Regions from separate parts of the Homo sapiens genome. Here regions 2, 3 and 4 are each linked to region 1. A link is a loop called in an ENCODE intact Hi-C map of the cell type or tissue named here. Cell type or tissue: A673. All regions are shown on one strand. Links, peaks and the distances in the headings refer to the core of each region. The heading gives the core; the rest is flanking DNA.

Region 1 (5,788 bases), core at 484-5,483:
GCCACATAGGCTGGAGTGCAATAATGCAATCATAGCTCACCGAAGCTTTGAAATCCTGGGTTCAAGAGCTCTTCCTGCCTCAGCCTCCCAAGTAACTGGGACTACAGGCATGCACCACCCCCACGGGCTATTTTTTTACTTTTTTGTAAAGGTGAGGTCTTGCTAGGTTGCCCAGGCTGGTCTCAAATGCCTAGGCTCAAGCAATCCTCTTACCTTAGCCTCTCTAAGTGCTGGGATTACAGGCATGTGTCGCCGAGCCTGGCCTATTTTTATTTTTTTTTAGATATGGGGTCTCACTCTGTTGCCCAGGCTGGAGTGCAGTGGCATGATCAATTTTATATGTATTTCTTAATAACAACCACTCTTAGTAGATTAGATGATAATTTTAAGTCTTTTTATGAAATAACGTCTTTCCCTGGCATAGGGCTCCCCTGTTTATAAGATTCTCTCATAACATTTTCATTAGGGTTGCTCAGAAGATGAAGTGAAAGATTCTCCATTAGATGGGGAACTGAAGCCCCCCAAAAGTGATATGACTGAACCAAACAAATTTGCCAAGTTAGCAACAGGAAGAGCAATGCCTCCAGCCCAACACAGTCCCGCCTTGGAGGCAGAGGGGACTCCCAACTGCCCCTCCAGTGCCCATTCCTTTGCTGGGCTTCATGGTCCCCCCACAACAATGATATCTTTTCTCTCCTGACACTGGCACTGGGCAGACTTAGAACAGGATGCATCCATGCTGGAGAGCCCCAGAGTCAAGCTTATCCAGCTCCCAACTTTACAGACCCCACACCTGAGGCCACAGCTCCAACTCCACATTCAAACCAGGAGTTTGAAGCATGCCTAAGGACTTCCTCCCTTCCCCAATCCTAGATCCTCAGGTAGTAACGCCGGGCATAGCAGCCCAGGGAGCAAGTGCACTAAGAATGAGCATTCTACCTCTACCCATTTGCCATAGCTCGGAGGCAAGACCCACACCACCTTCACAGCCCACCTTGGTGACCACACCTTGACCCAGGCCCCCAAATCCCAACTACCTCCTAAACAATCTGGCCGAACATCCTCTCCCTACTTTGTCCAGTCTAAACCATTTCAACAGGGTGCTCTAAATGCCAAGAATCGACTGGGCAGTGGGTGGTGAGCACCCAGGGTGTCTCCAGGACCAGTTGTTCTGAAAATGCCAACTCAATGTTCTCCATTTGTTTTCAGGGACTCATTACATTAATAGGCCCCTATGGTATCACTTTGGCTATTATAAATGGTGGTTCTTCTGCTTGACTGTGAGCTCTCTGATCTCCCTGAATTATTTTCAGTTGGCTTTTCTGATATGGAATCATTATATGATTATTGTAGGAAATTTGCAAAATACAAAAACAGATAAAGATCGCCCTTAATTCTACCCCTGTTAGAAACCCACTGTCAAGATTTTGGTCTGTTTCCCTCTGAAGATATAAATCTTACACGAGACCTTCAGGACAAAAGCACCTGGCACAGTGCCTGGTACACAGCTGGTGCTCGACACATGTAGCTTGAAGAAATCTGTAAGAACAATCAAAGAATGAGTGAATTTGGATGTAAAGTGCTTTAAAACAGCACTTTAAAATTAAGAGCTTGGTCAAGATGGAAACTGGGATGTAGACAACTCACCAAGGAGTATCATTTTCTTCTGTATTTCATGGGTTCATTTCATAATTAAATGTTAAAAAAAAATTAAGAGACCTCATGGACACATATTAAACACACCTACATCAAAAACTAGGATTTTTCCCCCTAAAACAAAAATAAAAACAAAATACACTGGTCATTCCTTAATGATCCTTAATGCCTATGTCAGTAGGTCCCTCCCACTCCAAAATCCTAGCCCTTGCCACAAGGAAGAAGCTGGGAAGGAACCTCTCCAGTCTATACCTGGAGCACCAGTAATTCAGTTCAGGCTGTGCAGGGTGGCATCCAGCCTACAGGCATCACTCAATAAACAGAGGCAACATTTACTGAGCCCTTACCATGCCAGGCACTGTGCTAAGCACTTTGTGTGTAGTATCTTATTTAATTTTGACAATGAGCTTCTGTTGTCCTCTGCTATTTTTTCCCATTTTGTAGACGAAAGGGTTAACACACGGGTTAAGTAGCTTTCCTAGGACATAATGCTAGTAAGTGTTGAAGGTAGGACATTAATTCAAGAAATCTGACTGCAGAATCCTTGCTTTTGATCCATACACTATAATGTCTCATGGATTATGAACAGATAGATGGATAGATGGTGGATGGGTAGATGGACATCTGGCAGGTGAATGTAACCATGGACAGGTGGATGGTAGATGGTAGATGGAAGAATGAATGAGTGGGCGGATGGAAGGATAAGTGTATGGGTGAATAAATAAATGGATGGAGGGATGGTGCATGGATGGATGGACAGATGAAATGAAGAGGTTGGTGAGATGGAGAGATGGATGTGTGGATGGATGGATTGATGGGATGAGGAGGTTGAAAGGATGGATAGATGGATGGGTGGATGTCAGGTGGATAATAGTCATGTGTCAGTCCAGATCTGCCTCCTTTCCTTAACCCAATGCCTCAGCACTGGAGCACACACAAGAAGATGATCCACAAGGCTGCTCCCATCAAAACTACAATAACATGAGAACCACAGACCTGCTTCCCTCCCATTGTACCTAGGAATTATTTCCACTCAACCCATCAAAGGGCTGAGTTTTCAAGCCCACAAGATCACTGGTCTCTTCCGACCTTCGGAGCTTTCCAACTGTGGACAGTAGAGAATTTAAAGGGCATCAGGTAAAGGCAAGCCACATACAGAAAGAGGCAGTCCATGCAGCTTGCCCAAAATACCTGCTCTCATGCTGAAGACTGACTTTGGTTTTGTTCACTTCCAAACATTCCCTGTGGCTCTCATCACTCTTCAAGTCAGAGCAGAAGTGCCCCCTCTTCTCCAAAGCCCTCCCTCTCACCCTAGGCAGAATCAGATGCCCCTTCTCAGAGCTCCCATACAGATTTTTCTATCCCAGCGTCTCTCACATTGATTTGCTAGCTGTCCTCTCCCATGGGACTATTCACGTGAGAGCGGAGATTTCTGCCCTATCAACTCGGAGGCCCCCACAGCCCCCAGTTCAGTACTTTGCACAGAGAGGAACTCAATAAATATGTGTGGAATTGATTCCAACATCCCAAACTGAGACCTCCACAGACTCTGCAGCCTCCCCCTACCCCTCTTGGCCACAAGTAAACAAGAGTTCAGCCACTGGGCTGCGGAATTTAGCCACCTGCAGTTACTTCTTTATCCACAAGAGAGCACAGTGTCTTGAAGCTCAGCACAAATTCTTTTGTAAATGCCTCGTGTACTTATAGAACACTGTATAACTCAAAAATTATAATTAAAATGTCTTAGCTCCTGTATTTATAGTAACATTTAAACTACTGTGCTTTCTTGAAGTCAGTCATTTACTTGAGAACAGCACACTTTACGGTGAACAGATCTTTGAAACAGTACCACGGGGATCTAGCCCAGGCACATGTAACTCAATATATGTCAACAGCTGTAAAAATATTGGTGGGAGAAGGCAGGAAAAAAACTATGAGCCCAGATCAAGTGCCCTGTCTCTCATATCTGACTGTTTTCAGCTGCTCCCTCCTCTTCCAAATAATTGGGCCATTTTGGTGCCCGCTGTCACACAAGGCGGGCCCTCTTTGAGGCTGGATGATCAAAAAGGTTATAAATGAAAATGATTTCGATGTTGGCGGCCTAGAGAGTGACCAGGGCGTGCAGGGCGGCAGAGGGGCTGTTCTAATCTTACCAACTGCACGCCGCCATCGGAGAGTATTCCTAGGGCGCGAGCAGCTCCCCAGGGTGAGGCCACGGTAAATTCTGCCTAATCCCTTCTGCATACAAATGAGCGCCTGGCAGGAGGAGGGAGGGGGGCAGACGCCGCAGCCCCTGCCCGCTCCTCCTCCCCGGGTTGGCTGTCTTGGCTGAACAAACAAGCCAGCGACAGTGGAGAGGGCTGCAGCCTGGGTGGAATGAGAAGGAGGAACTCCCGGGGCCACCAGGGCTAGGGGAATTACATGAGGGGATCCTAGGAGCAGGTGGCCCTGGGGCAGTGTTCTGACCCTCTGACCCCAGGGGGTGGTGGTGGGGACACGGGTGCTTGGGTGGAAAACGATGGCATGGCTGCAGGCCCCTGATATTGGCCCAGGTGAGAGAATGAAATGGCAGCAGAAGCAGCCTCTGGGCTGGGGCTGGAGGAGCTGCCAGGTGATGGGGCGGTTTGGGTGGGAATCTGTCCTTCTGAAGGCACAGCACTGAGTTCACAAAGATGCAGAAACTCATCTCCCATGAAGGCCTCAAGGATGGTAGAAGGCCTCCTCCCACCCACAGGATGAGCACGCAGGAGGCCCAGGAAAGGCCAGGAGGAAGAGCCTCCATCCTGAGCCCCCTTGGTTCCAGCCCTGCAAGGAAGTGATCAATTCAATTCTGGCAGCCAGATCTAGAGAAGGAGTCTGGGCCTGGGCACCTGGGGCCCCCAAAGCCAGAGAGGGCTGGCTCCAGAGGGGCTGAGCCTCAAACAGGGAAACAGCCCACAGAGGGGAAAAGACGAGGGTCCCACCACAGAGAGAGCCAACAGACAGCCGGACTGGAGCTACACAGTGTCATCCTGCAGTGCTGGAGGTTTCTGAAGCCAGTTTTGCTTGCAGAAAAACAGAGGCAAGGACTGTTTTTGAGATCAATTCTGAACCTGGTGGTTAACTCTCCAGGGCAGGCGTTCATAACTTGGACCTGTGGATGGAGCTTGTGGGGCCCCAGACCCCAGCAATGGTGGGCAGATTTCACAGGTGCACTGCATTTGATTGTCACAATCTCTGCACAGGGCTAAGGAGTGACTTAAATGAGTTAAATAAAGGATGCACAGCACTTAAACTCTGCTTGGCACACAAGCACCCCAGGAGCATTAGCTAGTATTAAGATGTTTACTTGTTGGGGGCAAGGAGAGAAAGTTCCATGGCATGAAAAAGGTGAGTTGCCCTGGCAAAGATCCTGGCCCCAGCCCTGGGTCACTTCCCAACTTGAAAGTGATGCAGGATAAGAGGAGTAGGCCCAGAAGTGGCTGTAGGGGCCCTCCCCAGTGTGCAGGAGAAATCATGTCCTTTGCTAAGTAATGGACCCATCAAGAGGCCCAGGTACCTGCACAGATATGCAAATCCACACAGCTCAAAAGCTAGCATCAGCCCAATTCTGCTAAGGGATCCACACACACCCACACACACGCACACACTTGTACATGCACACACATCCCACGTCCACATCTTCCATGAAATCAGCAGGAATTGCACATTTTGAGGACCCAATTAAGCTCAGTGTGTATTTGACAACCTTTCAACCTCCAGAAGACATTTATTTTTACAACACTCTCCAGCTGAGAAATTACTAGGTTTCTGCCCTTTCCTGAATAGTCTTGGCATTGGGAAGCACCAAGGTGTACCTGGAAGCGAGCGGGGTTTTGGGGGGGTCCCACCTGGAGGGGCCCAGCAATGACATCAGAACCACTCAGTAAGGGGGTCTCAGAGGCAGGGATGTCCGAGGTGGGGGCAAGTCCTGAGCTCCTTAGGGGCCACAGGGGCTTCCCTCAACCTTGGACATCCCTGGCCCAGGCTTGCCCCAGGCATGGCCTGAGTCAGCTGCCCCTTCCACCTTCTCACCATCCCCTGGACTCCTAAACACCACTCTGAAAGGCAGTTGTATGTCTGGGGTGGGGAGTACTCTCCATCTCATGGACAG
Region 2 (5,788 bases), core at 321-5,320, 370 kb after region 1:
AATAAAACAATTAGCCAGGCATGCTAGTTCATGCCTGTGTTCCCAGCTACTCCGGAAGCTGAGGCGGGAAGATCCCTTGAGCCCGGAAGTTCGAGGCCACAGTGAGCTATGATTGCACCACTGCACTTCAGCCTATGTGGCAGAATGAGACTCTGCCTCTAAACAAAATAATAAAGTGGGAAGTTTTTTTTTTTTTAAACAATCATCAAATCTGGCAACTCATATTCCTGCCAGGCACCAGAGGCTGGAGTAGCCAACCCTTCAGGTGGCGTCTTGCTTTCTCTACTGGATATGTGAGACTCATTTATGCTGACACCTGGCTCCTGTGGCCACATAACTCGCCACCTTGATTTAACGGTTTGTCCAGGAACACAGAGGAGCTGGTGGGAGTTGGGATGGGATCTCCCATCTGCCAGGGTGCTGCTTGCCTGCTGTGCCCCACTCCACCTTAACTCTGGCAACCACTCCTGGGGTGCCTGTCCTCTGTCCTGCTTCCAAAGCAGAGCAGAGAGCATAAGAGTGGGCTTCTAGTAGGCTCTGTCATCCTCTTCTGCCAGTGATATGTCATTCTTCCTGACTTAGGGTCCTTCAATCCCTTCTCATGAGCCACTAAAATGTGTTCAAAAGTCTTTCCTGAACAGAAAGGATGAGAGCTCTTGGGATAGGCCTGGGGCTGGGGAAGCAGGGGCCATATTTATTCCTCATGGTGTCCCTCAGGTCTGAGCACTGTGTGTGGCTCAGAAAGCCAGTCTGAATGGTGACTGATGCACCCAATGCTGTCTGCCAAGTCCAAAGCCCTCATAGAGGGACCTGGGCCTTGTCTAGGTGAAGGGACATTTTCCTTCTGGCCAAGAGACTTCCAGCAAGAGGCTGGAGGTGGGAGCTTAGTGGAATGGTGGGGCTGGGGCTCCTGCTTTTCCAGGAAGGTGGGCTTCAGAGAGTGAGCTAAGGAGGGTGGTGCAGGTGAGGCCTGAGAAGCAAAGCCCCAGTCTCTCAGGCAGCCTCCAGACTGGCCATGCCTGTTCCCTGCCTAGAAGCTTGCAGCTAGCCAGCTCAGCTCAGTTCCTGCAGGAGGTTCTAGATCTGTAGTGAATGAAGAAAGTGCATTTCAGGGGAGGGAAGGGGGGTGGGGAGTCATGGGCAGATGGAGACCCAAGGTTGGCTCAGATGTCCCTCTTGGATACCCTTGGATTTAGGGTCAAAGCCCCGCTCAAGGTAGGCCTCTGCCGGAGGGAGCAGACACATATGAGGGGCTCCTGAGTTCACATAACACATGTTTGTTGAACACCTACTATGTGCTGGGCACTGAGCTGGGCTTGTGACTGTAGTGACATAAATAAGTGATGATGAGATCTGTGACAGCACTGAGCAGAAGGACAGGACCGAGGGTCCTGGTAGGCAGGGAAGTCCTGTTGCAATAGGCCACATTTTAGCTGACTCTCGAAGGATGAAGAGGAGTTAGCTGCATAGAGTGGGGCAAGAGAGTCCAGACAGAGTATGGCAATGTGGGACGGTCCCAGGGCAAGCCCAGGGCTCCAGAGACTGGACATCCAGGTGGCTGGTTGTGTGTGGAGGGAGGAAGTGGAGAGGCTGGAGGCCACACAGAAACACAATAAACGTCTGGATTTTGCTCTGAGGCTGCAGGAGCCATGGATATGTAACCAGTGGGGTGGGGGGCTAGACACACAGTGGGTCTTGTGCTGAGAAGGGACAGCATGGAGGCAGGACACTTAGGGCAGACACAGGTCCGGGGACTCTGGTGCTGGTACCACTGCCTGGGCAGCAGTGTATGGTGGGATGTGAAAAATACCTGCTATCCTGGAACCTTCCCCGCAGCCCCCAGGGACAGTGAGCCCTGTCCCAGTGGACGAGTGTGGGCTGGGGAGGCTTTTGTGAATTCTGTTGTGGAAATCCATCTTCACCCTGGGAAATCGAGTGCCCTTCAAAGGCCCATGCTGGAGTTCGCCTTAATCTGGGCAGACACCTTGTGGTTGCATGTCCAGCTCATGTCATTTAAAAATTCTCTTTGAGATATCCCAGGGCTGGGGTTGCTTTGTAGCTTAGGAAATCCACAAAGGACTCAATTTCAACAGGGACTGGGCCCATCATGGCACACTGCTGAAAGGCCTGTCCACGAGGAAGCTCCAGACATACCACAGGCCCTCGGCGTCCTGCGACAGCCAACACTGGTGGTGGTGGTGTGTAGCAGTGGGCCATGTGTCCAGGTTTGGGAGGGGAGGCAGTTTCTAAGTGAGAGGCCCCCATCTCCCAGCGCCTCCCACCTGGAACCAGGATGCACAAAGGCATTTAGACACTTGCATCTGTGTCTGTCTTCCATGCGGGACGATTCGGCAGCTCTGGGGGTTTCTGAGGCTGGAAGGACTTCCCTGAGCAGTGGCCAAGCCAAGGGGTGGCTTAGGGGAACGTTTTTGTTGTTGTAGAGACAGAGTCTCCCTGTGTTGCCCAGGCTGGTCTCAAACTCCTGGGCTCAAGCGATCCTTCCACCTCAGCCTCCCAAAGTGCTGGGATTACAGGTGTGAGCCACTGCACCTGGCTGGCTTCAGAAAACTTAAACCCACCTCAAATCTCCACCAGCCCCCTCCAACCCCCTAGTTAAATGTATGGTCCAGGTAAAGACAATGTGCCTGTTCTTCAGCTTCAAAACCAGCCCCAGCCCCTGCTCCTAAGGCAGACTGCCAGCCCCCTAGCCTGTCAAGCCCTCCCCAATCTGGTGACCTGACTAGACAAGCAGTGGGCCTGGGATCCTCTGAGCTAGCCCACACCTGAAGCTTCCGGAGAGCCAAGCCCAGCTGATGGGGGCCCAGCTTGTCCCAAGGTGGTGGAGGTGGTGGTTTCAGCCTGGCGCCTCCACCCCCTCTTGCCTGCCTCCTCACAGACCCATTGTGTCCCAGCTTCAGAAGTCACCGTCTGCCCCCTTCTGGTGGCTGGAAATTCTCAGGAAGCCTCCGATGGCAGGAACTCCAGCACAGGTAATGGGGTGAAGGTGCAGGGCTCCACCACCTCCCTGTGCCCCTCCCCAACCCTGACTGTGGCAATTGGTTGCCCACCTTATCAGGACAGGAGCCACAAAGGTATGCCTTTCACCTTCCCTAAATACTGTCATATACAAGTCACAGAAACAGGATGGAAACGAGGGACATTCTCCACCTTGAATCTTGCGGTCCATTGCCAGGCCAGCCTCCCTTCAGTGACCTATAAATCAATTTAAAAAATAATATGCTAAGTACCCTGGCATAGTTAAATCACACCATTTGTGTGTTAGAAGCATTAATCTGTGAAAGCTATTTATGTAAGTACACTACAAAGGTGGAAATTTGTGTTGATGCTTCTTCATTTTTACCACATAGGAACACTCAAAACTGGAAACAGCCTGGCCTTGCATGCCGCCCAGGACCAGGCACCAACTGAGACATGTAGATGGAGGGGCTTTGTCTCAGAAAGGCCTGGAGCCCAGGACAGAATCTCCCTGTGTTGGCTCTCCGGAAGCTTCAAGTGTGGTCTGGCTCAGAGGATCCCAGCCCCACTCCTTGTCTCATCAGCTCACTGAGTAGGGGCAGGCTGGACAGGCTAGGAGATTGGCAGTCTGCCTTAGGAGCAGGGGCTGAGGGCTTGTCTTGAAGCTGAAGAACAGGCACACCGTCTTTACCTGAACCATAAATTTCACTCAGGGGTTGGAGGGGCTGGGGGAGATGTGAGATGGGTTTAAGTTTTCCTAGGCCAGCCAGGTGTGGTGGCTCACACTTGTAATCCCAGCACTTTAAGAGGCCGAGGTGGGAGGATCACTTGCCCAGAAGCTTGACACCAGCCTGGGTAACACAGGGAGACCCTGACTCTACAACCACAACAAAACTGTTCCCCTAAGCCACCTCTTGGCTTGGCCACTGCTCAGGGAAGCCCTTCCAGCCTCAGAGAGACCAGAGCCTAAAAGCTAGGACCCAGGGCTCTGGGGTGAGCAGATCTGGGCTCAAGGGCAGCCTTCTTCGATGACCAGCTGTGTGGCATTGAGCAACTGACTCAACCTCACTGCGTCTAGTTTGCTCATCTGTAAAATGGAGCCTTCCGGATCCAGTAGCAGGGAGGTTTGGAGGGGATTGCAAGTGTAAAGCACGCAGCTCTGGGCGAAAGCCCAGGGAATAGGAGCAACCTCTGTGAGAGCTCCACATGCTGGCCCTGAGCATGCTTTCACTGTGACACAACGAGGGTTAGACCCACGATCTCTCTGCCATGGACGAGGCAGCTGGAGATGAAAGCCAGGATTTGCCCAAGCAAATAGCCGGAGAGCTGCAGTGCCACGATGCCGCCCTTTACTTTTGGATTCCAAGACCACTGATCTTTCCTCGTCCCATGCCTGCTTTCCAGGTGACTTGGTCTGCTTTCCTTTTCCCATTCAGTTCACAGAGCACCGGGCAAGTGCCAGGTAGGGTGCCCAGGCCTGTAGGGGAGGGAGGACCGATTGGGCTCCAGCTCCCCAGGACTCATATTCTCCAGAAGAGAAGACAGAAAGACAGACGGATGCTCAAGCAGCTGCGTACCAGGTAGGTGCTGCTCAGCACGATCGCCAGGCAAGGCTGCGCAGGTAATGTGGCTCGGAGGGCGTGCAGGTCAGCCCCAGGTGTGGGGAGTCAGGAGGGAGGTCCTCAGGTTCTAGGAAAGAGAGAGAGGCACAGACACAGCCCATTTTCTGACAGAGTTGAGAGTTTGTCTTTCCGGAAGGAGGTGGCTGGCTGCACACGGCCCACTGCACAATTCTTAGAGGATGTCAGTCAAGTGATAAACACCCAGTCAAACAGGATTCAGTATGAAAGGGGGTCGCTGGTTCTAGTATCTGAAAATGCCAGGGTGCGGCTGCCTTCCAGCACCAGGACCCAGGGCCTCAGACAATCATATCAGGAACCTGCTCCTTGCCTGCGCTGTCCTCTGTGTCTTCACTCTCAGGCAGGTTCACCATCCTCTCCCTTAGGTTGTTCCCTACCCGATCCCAGTTCGAGGATGACGTCCTAAGGGTTTGGCAGTCCCACCAGAAAAGGTACATCTGCAGGGTTCCCAGGAAGTCCTGGCAGAAGTCCTGAGGAGAGCTCTCATTGGACTAGCTGGAATCACGGGACCATCCCTGAACCAATCACCAAGGCTAAGCCAACGGAATATGCTGATTGGCCAGGCCCAAGTCACATGACGGCCTCTGTAGCCAGGGCTTGGGAAGTCAGTCCCTGGGGTTGAGATGTTCCAAAGGGCTGTGAACCGAAAATCCCTGCAGAAGGAAACCACACATGTCCACTGCAAAAAGTGGTGTTTTGTTATCCTTGAGTTGTTGTGTGTTCATTTGTTTGGCTCTTTCATGCCTAGAAGTTGATATTTTATGCTCAAACACAGAAAAAAGTACAAGCACCAATTGGCAACCTGTGGACTGAGACCCCTGACACTGGCTGCTTGAAAAAGGCCCCAGGGTGGACAAGAGCTGCACCACTGAATCTCCAATCCCAGAACACCAGGCTTTTGGCCCCATGCAGATCTGGGGCTGCCCAGACACCCATAGCTCCCTGGACAGCCTGGGTCTTAGCTCCTGGCATCCCACCCCTGGCAACCTGGACCCATGAAGCCCCAACACTGATGCATCTTCTACTCTAAGAAGGAGTTCAGGGTGCGCTGTGCTTCTAGGAAAAAGACTGATCTATGATGCATATTTTCTCACATGATATTTTAAAGTTCCTTAAATTAGTATCTGTTTTACAATTATTAAGCACCTTTCACAGCAGGATAGCTCTTTTTC
Region 3 (5,788 bases), core at 324-5,323, 200 kb after region 1:
GGCAGGAGAATCACTTGAACCCGGGAGGCAGAGGTTGCAGTGAGCCAAGATCATGCCACTGCACTCCATCCTGGGCAACAGAGCAAGACTCTGTCTCAAAGCAAAATAATAATAATCAGAAAATCTCAGGGGGTGATAAATGCAAGGCAAGTATTGAAACAAAGGTGATAGGAGGCTAGGCGCGGTGGCTCACACCTATAATACTAGCACTTTGCGAAGCTGAGGTGGGAGGATTGCTTGAGCCCAGGAGTTTAAGACCAGCCTGGGCAACATAGCAAGACCCTGTCTACAGAAAAAAAAAAAAAAATTAGCCAGGCGTGGTGATGTGCACCTGTAGTCCCAGCTACTTGGAAGGCTAAAGCAGGAGGACTACTTGATCCCAGGAGTTAGAGGCTGCAGCGAGCTGTGACTGCACCACTGCACTCCAGCCTGGGCAACAGAGTAAGACCCTATTTAAAAAAAAAAAAAAAACAATAAAAGGTGTTAGGACAGGAACTGTTGAAAAGCAAAGAGGCAGCTTCAGCTCTGGCTATCAAAAAAGGCCTCTCTGGAGAAAGGACATTTGAGCAAACACTTGAATGGCACGAGGAAGCCAGGCATTTGGCTGGGCATGGTGGTTCATGCCTGTAATCCCAGCACTTTGGGAGGCCAAGGCGGGCGGATCACCTGAGGTCAGGAGTTCGAGACCAGCCTGGCCAACATGGCAAAACCCCGTCTCTACTAAAAGTACAAAAATTAGCTGGGAATGGTGGCGGGCGCCTGTAATCCCAGCTACTCCAGAGGCTGAGGCAGGAGAATCACTTGAACACGGGAGGAGAAGGGTGCAGAGAGCTGAGATTGCGCCACTACACTCCAGCCTGGGCGACAAGAGCAAGACTCCGTCAAAAAAAAAAAAAAAAGCCAGGCATTAAAAGGTGGAGGAAGAATAGTTTGTTTATGCAAAGGCCCCAACCCAAGGCCAGGTCAGGTGGGGTTTCATAAAGAAACGGGGAGAAGTTTGGCTTTAGTAACTCCTCCTTGTTGAGCAAGGCAGTGGCATTGCCCCCACCTAACCTGCCCTCTCTCTACACACTTTTAGTTTTCAAAGCATTCATCATTGCATTTATCAGTTCCCTCCTGCATTCAATCTGGCGTAAGCTCCAAGAGGGCAGGAAACCTCCATCCAGGGTCATTGATTAATCCCCGATGCCTAGCACAGTGCCTGGTCCAGAAGAGATTCTCAATAATGTTTGTTTAATTAAGTAATTATAGGCACTCAGTAAGTGCTCAGTAAATGTGATCATCAGGGCTGCCAATAGGGATCAAGCTGCTTTGGAATGAGATGAGACTCCCATCCCTGGAGGCATCCAAGCAGGACCTAGAAGAAGACATGCTAGGGACCCTCAGACCCAGAAGAGGCTTCCAGGTCCTCTTCCACTATGAAAGCTGTCAGGTCTGCCCTATGCCCAGTGCAAGGGATGGAGGGGCAGCTCGGGCTGCCTCAGGGACAGACAGCGTCTCAGCAGCCGTAACACATGTGCACCAAGCCGGAGAAGCCGCCTGCATTTCTCAATCACTAGAGATGTATTTGCACCTCAAAGTGCGGCCTCCTGCACTGCTTAATGAGGAAAGCAATCATTATGGGGGGCTTGCGGGCCTGGGGTCGGAAGGAAAGAAAAAACTTTTTTTGCCAACATTGTGTACAGAGTGCCAGGCAGAATGGACTTAAATCCTCCCTCAAAGGGCCCCCTGGGCAGGGCACTTCCTGCAGACAATTGGAACTTGGCCTGTAGGGTTCAACTTCCTTTGTGTTAACTAATTTCTGACTCAGGGTTTTCAGCTATTTCTTTCTAGAACAATACACTCACTGCAACAGTCCGCCGGTGCGGCTATCTTCCGCGGTGGCAGCGGCACGCTCTCCCCTGCCTCCCTCCTCAGCAGGAGGGGAGGGAGGTGTGAAAAGCCATCGAAAAGAGGTGGCTGGGAGCGGTCAAGCCCTGTCCCCCCACAAGTGCAAGTCTCATTTTCAGCTCTCTGGAGCCAGAATGCAAGACAGGACCCCAGGAGGGGTCTCGGAGCCCCCAGGATTTCTGGGCAAGCAAATAACAAAGCAGGCGGGAAAAGAGGGCACAGCCCCCAGAAGAAAACCTTCCTCCCTCGGTCATTAACCGAGCCCACCAGAACCCTCCCGCCTCCTCGCCCGCTTTCCCGTTTCTGTAATCTTTTTCTAATCTGCTTGCCGCTTCCTGCTTCCTCCAAACCACCTTAATTGGGAACTCTTTAGTTCACAAGGAAAGTTCATTTCTGCTCTCTGAGGACACCTATCGAGGGTAAGCCAGGCTCTTCATCATAATTCTTACCAGACATGGCTAATAATGACCCTCTTTCGCTAATGAAAAAAACACACACATGCACACATTGTGGCTGCGGTAATTAAGCCTGTGACGAGTTGAGTTGGAGAGAAATTAGATTTATTTACACGCTGTTCTGTTGCTGATGAAGCACAAGCTATCGGGAAGCTTTCTCATTAACCCTCGTTTACAGGGTGTGTGCTCTTTTGTGCCTCTACGAACCCTCTGTAAATTGTAGTTGGTTAAAAAATAATAATAATTAGCCATTCTTAGAGTGGAGTTTTCTCCTATAACTCTGTTAATCCTCGAGTTACACTGCCCAGATGCTGATGGTAATAAAATGCCCAAAGGACTTCAGGTCTGAGCTGCAGCCACATCAATGCATCAGCCAACAAGTGTTGCCGGAATGCCTGCCACCCGAAGACCCTGTGCTAGGGACCCGGTGGAGTCAGAGACGGCCCTGCCTCGGAGGAGATCATGAAATCTTCCTACTGGAAAGGAACTGGGTGAGTGGCTGATTGAGGCAGAAAGAATGATGCAGGGGCCAGACTGAAAGCCAGGCTGAGTCCAAGGTTCAGGTAGAAGAAATAGGGAGCCACTGGAGGTTTGTGAGTGAGGGAGGGGAGGCAAATGCAGTGTTTAAGCAAAATTAGATGACAGCCCACAGAGATGACTGGAAGGTTTCAGAGACAAGGGTTTTCAAAACGGACTTGCTGTTTTGAATCCTGGGGGCAGCCTGCATCAGCCCAGGCCGCCTATCACCAGTTACGACAGCCTGTGAGGTCTAAGAGGCTCTAAGTGTGTGGCCCACCACTATCTTAATGACAGCTCTCTCTTTGGAGGGACTGTCATTTTATTAAACACACATACAGACATTAAAATGCTTCCCAATTTCAGAAATGTTAGGCAATGACAAAATACACATCTTAGAATGAAAACAGCATGAACATCAAGCGCTTGGAAAACAGCCTTTTGGAAGGCCAGTCCCCGCCACACTGATACGGAATTGGACCCCTCCCCGGAGTTCCAACACTGGCCTAGACAAAGAGCACCCGGACTGCCACAGATGACTCCATGGCACCTTTCAGGGGCATCTTCCCACCAAATGCGTGTCTCGAAAGGTCCCTGCCCATCCCTTAAGCTTGGACCCAGGGAAGCTTCAAGTTGGAAGGGACCTAAGAGACCACCTCATCCAGCCCAGCTCTCACCTGCATGGAAAGGAGGAGGTGGCAACCATCACCACCTCCCAGGGCACACGGGCAAAAAGGCACGGGTCATGGGTGGGCTGAGAACAGGGGGAAGCACCCATGATGAGTTCGGACACTTGTGAGCACCCCTGAGGACAAGTCCATTGCGAGATGGCGGGGGGAAGCCAGCATGCGCGGGGAGGGGCAGACATGAACAGGCCTCAGAACCCATGTCCACATGGCTGCATAATTCCTTGTTTTCTTCTAGAGTGTGTGGCACTTTTAAAAGCCAAAGTCCTGCCAAAAGACAGAAACCCCACCTAACTATAGTGAGAAGTCCCATTTTGTGTCACCAACACACAATAGACAACTGGCCCTGTGCAAGTGTTTTTGTTTTTCTTATAAATTACTTGTCACGATGCACAATGACAGTTATTTCTTTTCCATTACGCTGTGCAATGTTGGGACTGAATCCAACACTCCTGTGTCCTCCACAACAAAGACAAAAAAATAGACTTTTAATCAACGCTTATTTATAAATGAGGCCAAGAATTTCCATTCTCATTTTTTCCTGTTTCCATGTGCTATTGGAGATTCCATAGGTTCGTGATGCTCTTCCTGACTCAGCTTAAAACTGGCTACACCGACATCTCCTACAGTCTGAACTTCTAACAAAGGGAGCCTTCAGTAATGAGTCATAAAACCACTATCCTGTTCCCATGTAGAGAAGATTAGGTGAATAAGGAGGCCAGCCCCCTGCTCCTACCAACAGCAAGGCTTGATCAGCCACCTGCTTGAAGTTAAGTTTCCAGGACATGAGGAGCACCTGCATGGTGAGGACTGCAGAATGCTGTTGACCCAGCATTTGAAAATCACCATAGCCCTCTCCCATAGAACTCACCTGTCAGTAACTTCTAAAATTCAACACATCCCTCAGGCTATTGTGGACACCCAAACCAAGCCAGACACGTGACCACCTGCCTCCAAATCCCCCTTGGGTGGGGTGAGGAGCCCGGCTCAGCAGGAAATACACCCCTGTCATCAATTCTGGTGAAGAAAGGCCTCAAAGACAAACACCCCACGTGCCCTGGACAGCCCCAACAGCAAACTCAGGTTTCCCTGCCGTGGCAGGTGGGAGATTAATTTCCCCCAGTGTACTGAAGGGGAAAGAAAGGGAAAGAAAGAATGACGCACAGGATCTCCTTTCCCCTCATGTTAATCCTCCCCTGACCCGCCCTCGGCTCCTCCCCTCCACACTGTTGGTCCCCCTGCCTGTGGTCACCCTGGTTCAGGACTGCGGTACCTCCTCCCCAGGTGACTGTAAAACATCCCTGGCATCTCCAGCCTCTCATCAAACTCTGAGTGAACACCTGCTAAATGGTAGGCACTTCCTGCCTCGCCTTCACCTGCCAAAGGTAGAAAATGGTTTACCCGGGAGCCTAATCACCAGAAGCTTCCAGATCAGGAATTGTTAGAAAGGAATTTGTTTTTTTGAGACAGGGTCTCGCTCTGTCACCGAGGCTGGAGTGCAGTGGCATGATCTTAGCTCACTACAACCTCCGCCTCCTGGGTTCATGCGATTCTCCTGCCTCGGCCTCCCGAGTAGCTGGGATTATAGGCACCCGCCACCATGCCTGGCTAATCTTTGTATTTTTAATAGAGACAGGGTTTCGTCATGTTGGCCAGGCTGGTCTGGAACTCCTGGACTCAAGTGATCCACCCCCCTCAGCCTCCCAAAGTATTGGGATTACAGGGGTGAGCCACTGCGCCTGACCAAAAGAATTTTTAAAATAATCAGCTGGGCATGGTGACTCACACCTGTAATTCCAGCTACTTGGAGGGCTAAGTAGGGAGAATCGCTTGAAGCCAGGACTTCAAGACCAACCTGAACCACATAGTAAGACCCCATCTCTACAAAAATTTTAAAAAATATCCAGGCATGGTGGCATGCACCTGCAGTCCCAGCTACTAGGGAGGCTGAGATGAGAGGATCGCTTGAGTCTAGGAGTTTGAAGCTGCAGTGAGCTATGATGGCACCACTGCACTCCCAGCCTGGGCGACAGAGTGGTCTCCAAAAAAAGTAAAATAATCATCACTACAAAAAAAAATTACTCCCTCATGTTCCTTAAAGAATGGCACTCCAAGTCTAAATTATAGTGGCAAGGGGTACACACGTGAGTGACAGAACTTTAAAACAAAGCAAGGGTGTGATCACCATAAAAGTCAAGCTAGTGATTCTTTCTGGAAGGAGAAACAGGGATGGGGAACAAG
Region 4 (5,788 bases), core at 471-5,470, 150 kb after region 1:
GGCAGATTAAATGAAGGAAGCTCAAACACACTCAATTTTGTCCTTTAGCAAATTCTTCTCTTTCACTCTTGCATGAAGAAAAAAAATCTCCCCACAGAGTTTTTCTCTTCTTCCTGGTGTGGATCTGGGCCCCTGCAGTGCCCTGTGTAATTTCCAGTTCCTCAGAATTCAGGTATTAATAAAGACCCCATGGGGACTTCCAACAATATAACCCTACATTTTGAGGCATTATGAAAGGAAACCCCCAGGGGTCTGTGGCTCAAATTTCTGAAATGTAGGCATTGTAAAAGGCACCCCAGGGGATGCCCGCAATAGAAATCTGCTGAATTCAAAGCATTTTGGAAGTCCTGGTGGGAGTCATTACTCCCACTGGAAGCTTTTTACAAAACATGTGTTGCTGACATGTTGACAGATTGCTCAGTGAAGTGTTTAGGTGCATGCACAAGGCGGGCCTTTGGAGACGCTCACACTGCCAGCGAGTCTCTGAACGCTGGAACCGGTACCATCCATATTTCATAACAGGGGAGGCCAAGGCAGCCAGGGACGGGAGAAGTGTTCTCCAAATCAGCAGCGAGCCTCGCACCCCTCTGCCGAGGAGCCACTTCGAGTGGGCCAGCCCCATCCTCGCCTTTGGAAGCTGGTTTGTGCAGCACAGCTGTGACGGCCCTTGTATCCCTGCCGAGGGCTTTACTGAAGGAATCTTGAGGCGACCTCACTGATCACTGCAAGGCGTCATGCCGATCAAATTGAGGAGGGGGCAGGGTGGAGGCGGGGGGCTGGCGGGCCCCTCACCTCCACCCCCAGCCCTCAAGGAGAGGCTGGATGGCGGGAGGGGGTCAGAACAAGGGGCACGCTTGGTCTTGACAGCATTAAGCTCAAGAAAGTGATCTGTGACTTTAATAAGGCTGAGAGGCTCCGAGGAATTAGCTGCCTAGGTGATGGGGGCCAGAGATGGATGGAAATGTATTCATGGCCTGGTGGGCCAAGGGCCAGGCTGGGGCCCTGGGGAGGCTGGCTCACCCACAGCCCCACACGCTTCCAAGCTCTCATCTCCAAAGGAGTTTCTCGGCCACAGACCCATGTGTGCTGGAGGAGCGAGTGCCAAGCCAACCTGCCTGTGTGCACACGCACACACACACACACACACACACACACACACACACACACACTCCATGGCAGGATAAAGCACCATATGCTCATGTTCATAAAATTTTAAAGGTAAAAGCAGATGTAATTTGATAAATGTGTACATGTGTTGATACGAACACATGCACCAACACAGGCGCGCAGGCATGCACACGCCCGCATTCCAATGCTGGGCCCTCCTCCCTCCTGGGCTCTGCGGTTACCGCTAGAACCTCCCCACAGGTGCACCAGGACCAGAGAGGCGACCTGCTTAACCGTGTCATGGCCGCTGGAACACACAAAGAAATCTCCTTTAGAAATTTCTTTCTTGAAAACATTTATTCTTTTTGAACTGTACTCTATCCATTACGTCAGCTTGGGGTTTTCCTTCATTGAATTTTTTTTAAAGCATGTGAAGGAGTAAAAATCATTTCTGACTTCAATTTAATTTTTAGGCACAACGGCATTTAGAGTCAGGGATGGGGTGGGGGTTTCCCAGGGCAGGGTGCCCATCCACCCAGCCCTACATTTTTCAGGGACTTTACCTGCAGGCTGGAAATTTACTCTGGATCTGGGACCAGAATCCTATCCTCAACCTGGTGGCCCTTCCTGTCTTTTTCCTCCTTTCAGGAGAAAATTACATTTCAATGGACAAATGGCTCTTCCTAGAGAAGGGTGCAAGATTCCACTCTCCCAAGGCCCCTCACAGACTTCTAGGGACAAAGGCTCCAGAGAGGCACCTAGCAGGGGAGCCCCATGGGGTCAGCCCAGGGAGGCCCAGCAAGGGTGGATCCGGCTCTGCTGACTTAATGGATTCCTTCCCACCAGCTGTCCTGGGTGAGAAGCTGCTAAGGCTTCTGGAGCTGGCTGGCTCCTAGGTCGCCCTAACTCGCTGGGCTGGCAGGGGTTGTTTATCTCCCAGCTCCTCTATGCCCCACCCTGGGTTCAATGCATCACCAGCTTGTGCCCAGCCCAGTGCCCGGCACATAAGAGATGAACAGGAGCCCTGTGGTGAGTGAAGAGGTGAGTGAAGCAACTGATGAGTGATGCGCCCAGGCCATAAATAAAAGCCATTTAAGTCTACCCCAGTAGACTCCATTCAGTGCAAGGGAGGAAGGGCAGGTTTCCCCTTCAGAGTGGACTTCAGAGAACCCTGTTCTTCAAAGAGGGCCTGGAGGCAGAAAGGGATGACTGAGCCCGGGTCTCAGGGATCCACTTTCCAGAGGGCAGTCTTAGCCCCTCTGGAACACCCTGGCTGTGCCATAGCCAGAGGGGGAACACAGGAGCAGGGGCATAAAGAACTGAAAAGGAGAAGGGAAGAATCTTCGCTAGAACCCCCTTCTAGGGCATCTCAACTCCACTCCATGACACTCCACGAAAACTCCCACTAAGCATGCCACACCTATAACAGGAAATCCAGAGGTGACCTCCCTCCTCTGGGTCCCTCAGTCCTACCCACAGGGCTCTGACACCTTTCTCCTTGGATGACAGTAACCCAGTGACCAACTTGTCCCAATTTGTCTAGGACTTCCCCAATTTTAGAACTGAAAATGCTACATACATACCAGGAAGCCCATTAGTCAGTCAGTCATGAGCAAACTGGGATAGCTGTACCCTCACCCCCAAGACTGTGAGCTCTGTGAGAGCAGGAACCAGCATAGAGCCTGATAGAGAGGAAGATGCAGTGAACATTTGCTTACTCCATGCATGCATGCTTGAATAAATGAAGGCTTTGTTCCCAGGCTCCAGTAGATCTGGAGGGAGTATGAAGGTTTGTGTCTCATCACACACAGAGGACAGAATTCCACTCCCATGTAACTGCTATGCAGAGCACACACACACACCAGACTCCCAAACACCACAGTGCCACCTCAGCTGCACTGTGGGCCTTCAAATATGGCTGCCAGAGCTTGGAACCAGGCATGAAAACTTCCCAGCTCCAAGGGACCTCCACTTCCAACTGGAGTCTCTCCTGCTCATCAGCAGCCCCAGGCCACCTAGAACTCCCTGGGCTCCCTCCTGGCCTGGAAGCCACTTACAAACCTGTGCCAACACTGCCACCTCCAGGAGGCCACCCTTTGCACCCACTCCTGCCTAGCCCTTCCAGCCTCTTTGTTGCCCGAGCTATTGGCCTGCACTTTTAAAGGTTAAATGACAGCACGGTGGGCTGTCCTGTCTTCTTTCTGGGAAAAAGGTGGGAGGGCACTTGGGATGGGAGAATAAGAAGGCCTTAAATACAGGCTTATCTGGTACATCAGGAGACAGATGTGAATGCAGGAGAATTCATTCATTCAACAGAGTCAAGGCCCCAGCCCTTCACAAAGCCTGCCATGGTCACAGCATGGCAGGTGGATCACTGGGATGGGGAGTGCCCTCTGTCTAGCTATAGGGCACTGTAATACACACCTGAGCACAACCTCACAATGGAACAGTATAAAGCCGATTAAAAGGAGGCTTTTGGACAATATTAATATGATAAGCTGTTTACAACCTATGGGTAAACAAAAACAAAGCAGATTGCAGAACAAGAATGTGGATGGATGAATGCCAAAATGACTCTCTGGATCTCTAGGTTATAACTGGATTTTCTTCTTTTCACTTCTCTGTACTTAATAGACCTTCCACAGTGAGTTTATTTTATTTTTTGTGCGTGATTTTGAGACAGAGTTTCACTCTTGTTGCCCAGGCTAGAGTGCAGTGGTGCGATCTAGGCTCACTGCAACCTCTACCTCCCTGGTTCAAGCGATTCTCCTGCCTCAGCCTCCCAAGTAGCTGGGATTACAGGTGCCCACCACCACGCCAGGCTAATCTTTGTCTTTTTAGTAGAGATGGGGTTTCGCCATGTTGGCTGGGCTGGTCTTGAACTCCTGACCTCAGGTGACCCACCCACCTTGGCCTCCCAAAGTGCTGGGATTACAGGCATGAGCCACTGCGCCCGGCCCCACAGTAAGTTTATATAGCAAGCATAAAACAAGAAAAATGTATTTTGAGAAACAAGGGAGTGTCCAAGTGCTCCATTGCTTCTGGGAACCCCAGAGAAGGCACGTGGACGACCATCTGTGTAGAGGTCAGGAAAGGCTTCCAGGAAGACTGGAAGGATGGGATGGCTTTACAGGGAGGCACACTGCGGGGTGGTGTTTAACGCAGAGAGAACAGCGTGGGCAAGGGCACCACACACTTCAAAGGCAAGGGTGAGGTGGGGAGTGGTAAGATAGCCTGGAAAATAGGGCCAGACATGACCACAAATGGCCACCCTAGGAAAAAAAATGAATTTTGGTCTCATGGGCACTGGAGGCTGTCAGTCCTCAGAACTGACCCCTCACCACTCCCCATCAAAGGTGAAGCCAGTTTGCCTTGAAGAACTAGTTTCCATTTAACAATTGGACCCTCCGTAAGATGGGCAGGACTGTAGTCCCAAAAGGATAGAGCCTTCAAGTTCTCACCTCCAGGCCAGCCATGGCCACAGCTGCCTGGCCAATCAGACAGACACGCTGGAAGAATCCCATCCCTGGGTACCAGCATTGACCCTCCAGTCCTGTGCTCTAAAGGGGGCTCACTGCCTTGTGGGGACCAGGGCATGCTGCCCCACCATTCACAACAGAGCCAGGTGTGAACTGGGCCCAGGGCCACTCCACCGCCTGGAGGCAGACTTCCAGCCACTGGTGGGATGGCTGCCACCAAACACAGAATCCAGGTGTCAGAAGGAAATTAAAACAAATGACCCTGCCACATTTTTTATCATCCATTCATAAAAAATACAAGAGCAACATGGAAGAAAAATAGGTCACTTCAGTGAGATTTACAGCAACTTAGAGATCTAAACATCACCCGAAGGTCTTCTGCCTCCATCTGGCTTCAAAAGGCCAGGTCTGATTGACCCAGAAACAGAAGAGAAAGTCCAGAACCCAGACAAAGTGAGGTAATGGCTCCGGGCACCAACAACACAAGGGCACCTTCGGCCTCACATGGCAGGTGGTCCCAGGACCCATGACTGCCAGCCAGGAAGGAGAAACCTATAAACAAACCCCCAGGACAACCCACACACCTGCCCATGCTATCCACAGCAGCCAGAGGGATCTGTTAAACACACACACCGGATCCTGTCACCCTTCTGCTGACCTCTTCCAATGGCTTCCCACTAGGCTTGGAATAAAATCCCCACCCCTTTCCATGGCCTGCGAGGCACTATGTGATCTGGCCCCAGCCCCATGCCATGCCCTCACCTCACCGCTCCCTGGGTACCTACCCCCGGGGTCCCTGCCGGTACCCCGACGCCCTGTGTCACCTCTGCTTCCCCAGGGCCTTTGCACATGCTCTCCCCACTGTCTGCAGTACTCTCCCCACTAGGCTCCACCCACTTACCTCTTGCTCCTCTCAGACCCAGGGTCAAGATGTGGGGAGAACCTATATACAGAAAAGAGCATTTGTCAGGCATGGTGGCTCACGCCTGTAATCCTAGCACTTTGGGAGGCCAAGGCGGGTGGATCACCTGAGGTCAGAAGTTAAAGACCAGCTTGGTCAACATCTTGAAACCCCGTCTCTAATAAAAATGTTAAAAAAAATAGCCAGGTATGGTGGCAGGCGCTTGTAATCCCAGCTACTCGGGAGGCTGAGGCAGGAGAATCATTTGAACCCAGGAGGGGGAGGTTGTAGTGAGCCGAGA

The links. Hi-C counts contacts between places; a loop is a spot of excess contacts. Peaks named below come from ENCODE experiments on the same cell type or tissue, not always from the same donor. Only the 100,000 strongest peaks of a DNase experiment are listed, where the experiment ranks them.
Region 2: it touches region 1 in a loop (5-fold over the local background); 9 of 110 quality-filtered maps call a loop at or near these places.
Region 3: a loop joins it to region 1, with 2.7 times the contacts of the local background. A loop is called at or near these places in 3 of 110 quality-filtered maps.
Region 4: a loop joins it to region 1, with 1.9 times the contacts of the local background. A loop is called at or near these places in 3 of 110 quality-filtered maps.

Annotation. Positions count from the first base shown.
Region 1 is chr16:49,553,383-49,559,170 of GRCh38, forward strand. All of the region lies in intron 5 of ZNF423 (zinc finger protein 423), which reads right to left. Among named protein-coding and RNA genes, the nearest start is that of LINC02179, 90 kb to the left of the region's middle. RefSeq lists an enhancer at 4,134-5,021. In A673, for the core only: CTCF peaks have their summits at 3,300 and 3,504; DNase peaks (open chromatin) are centred at 1,489, 3,309 and 3,899; H3K4me3 peaks cover 639 bases; H3K27ac peaks cover 1,791 bases.
Region 2 is chr16:49,919,101-49,924,888 of GRCh38, forward strand. No RefSeq gene overlaps it. Among named protein-coding and RNA genes, the nearest start is that of ZNF423, 66 kb to the left of the region's middle. RefSeq lists an enhancer at 2,506-3,237 and silencers at 3,914-4,097, 5,080-5,252. In A673, for the core only: CTCF peaks have their summits at 2,942 (motif pointing left) and 3,145; DNase peaks (open chromatin) are centred at 2,921 and 5,151.
Region 3 is chr16:49,753,147-49,758,934 of GRCh38, forward strand. All of the region lies in intron 2 of ZNF423 (zinc finger protein 423), which reads right to left. Among named protein-coding and RNA genes, the nearest start is that of ZNF423, 100 kb to the right of the region's middle. RefSeq lists enhancers at 806-1,464, 1,465-2,123. In A673, for the core only: CTCF peaks have their summits at 2,320 and 2,519; DNase peaks (open chromatin) are centred at 1,715 and 2,255; H3K4me3 peaks cover 1,032 bases; H3K27ac peaks cover 1,414 bases.
Region 4 is chr16:49,701,782-49,707,569 of GRCh38, forward strand. All of the region lies in intron 3 of ZNF423 (zinc finger protein 423), which reads right to left. Among named protein-coding and RNA genes, the nearest start is that of ZNF423, 150 kb to the right of the region's middle. RefSeq lists enhancers at 1-757, 1-310, 3,037-3,136, 3,039-3,719. In A673, for the core only: a CTCF peak has its summit at 3,221 (motif pointing left); no DNase peak of the experiment used is centred there; H3K4me3 peaks cover 354 bases; H3K27ac peaks cover 1,700 bases.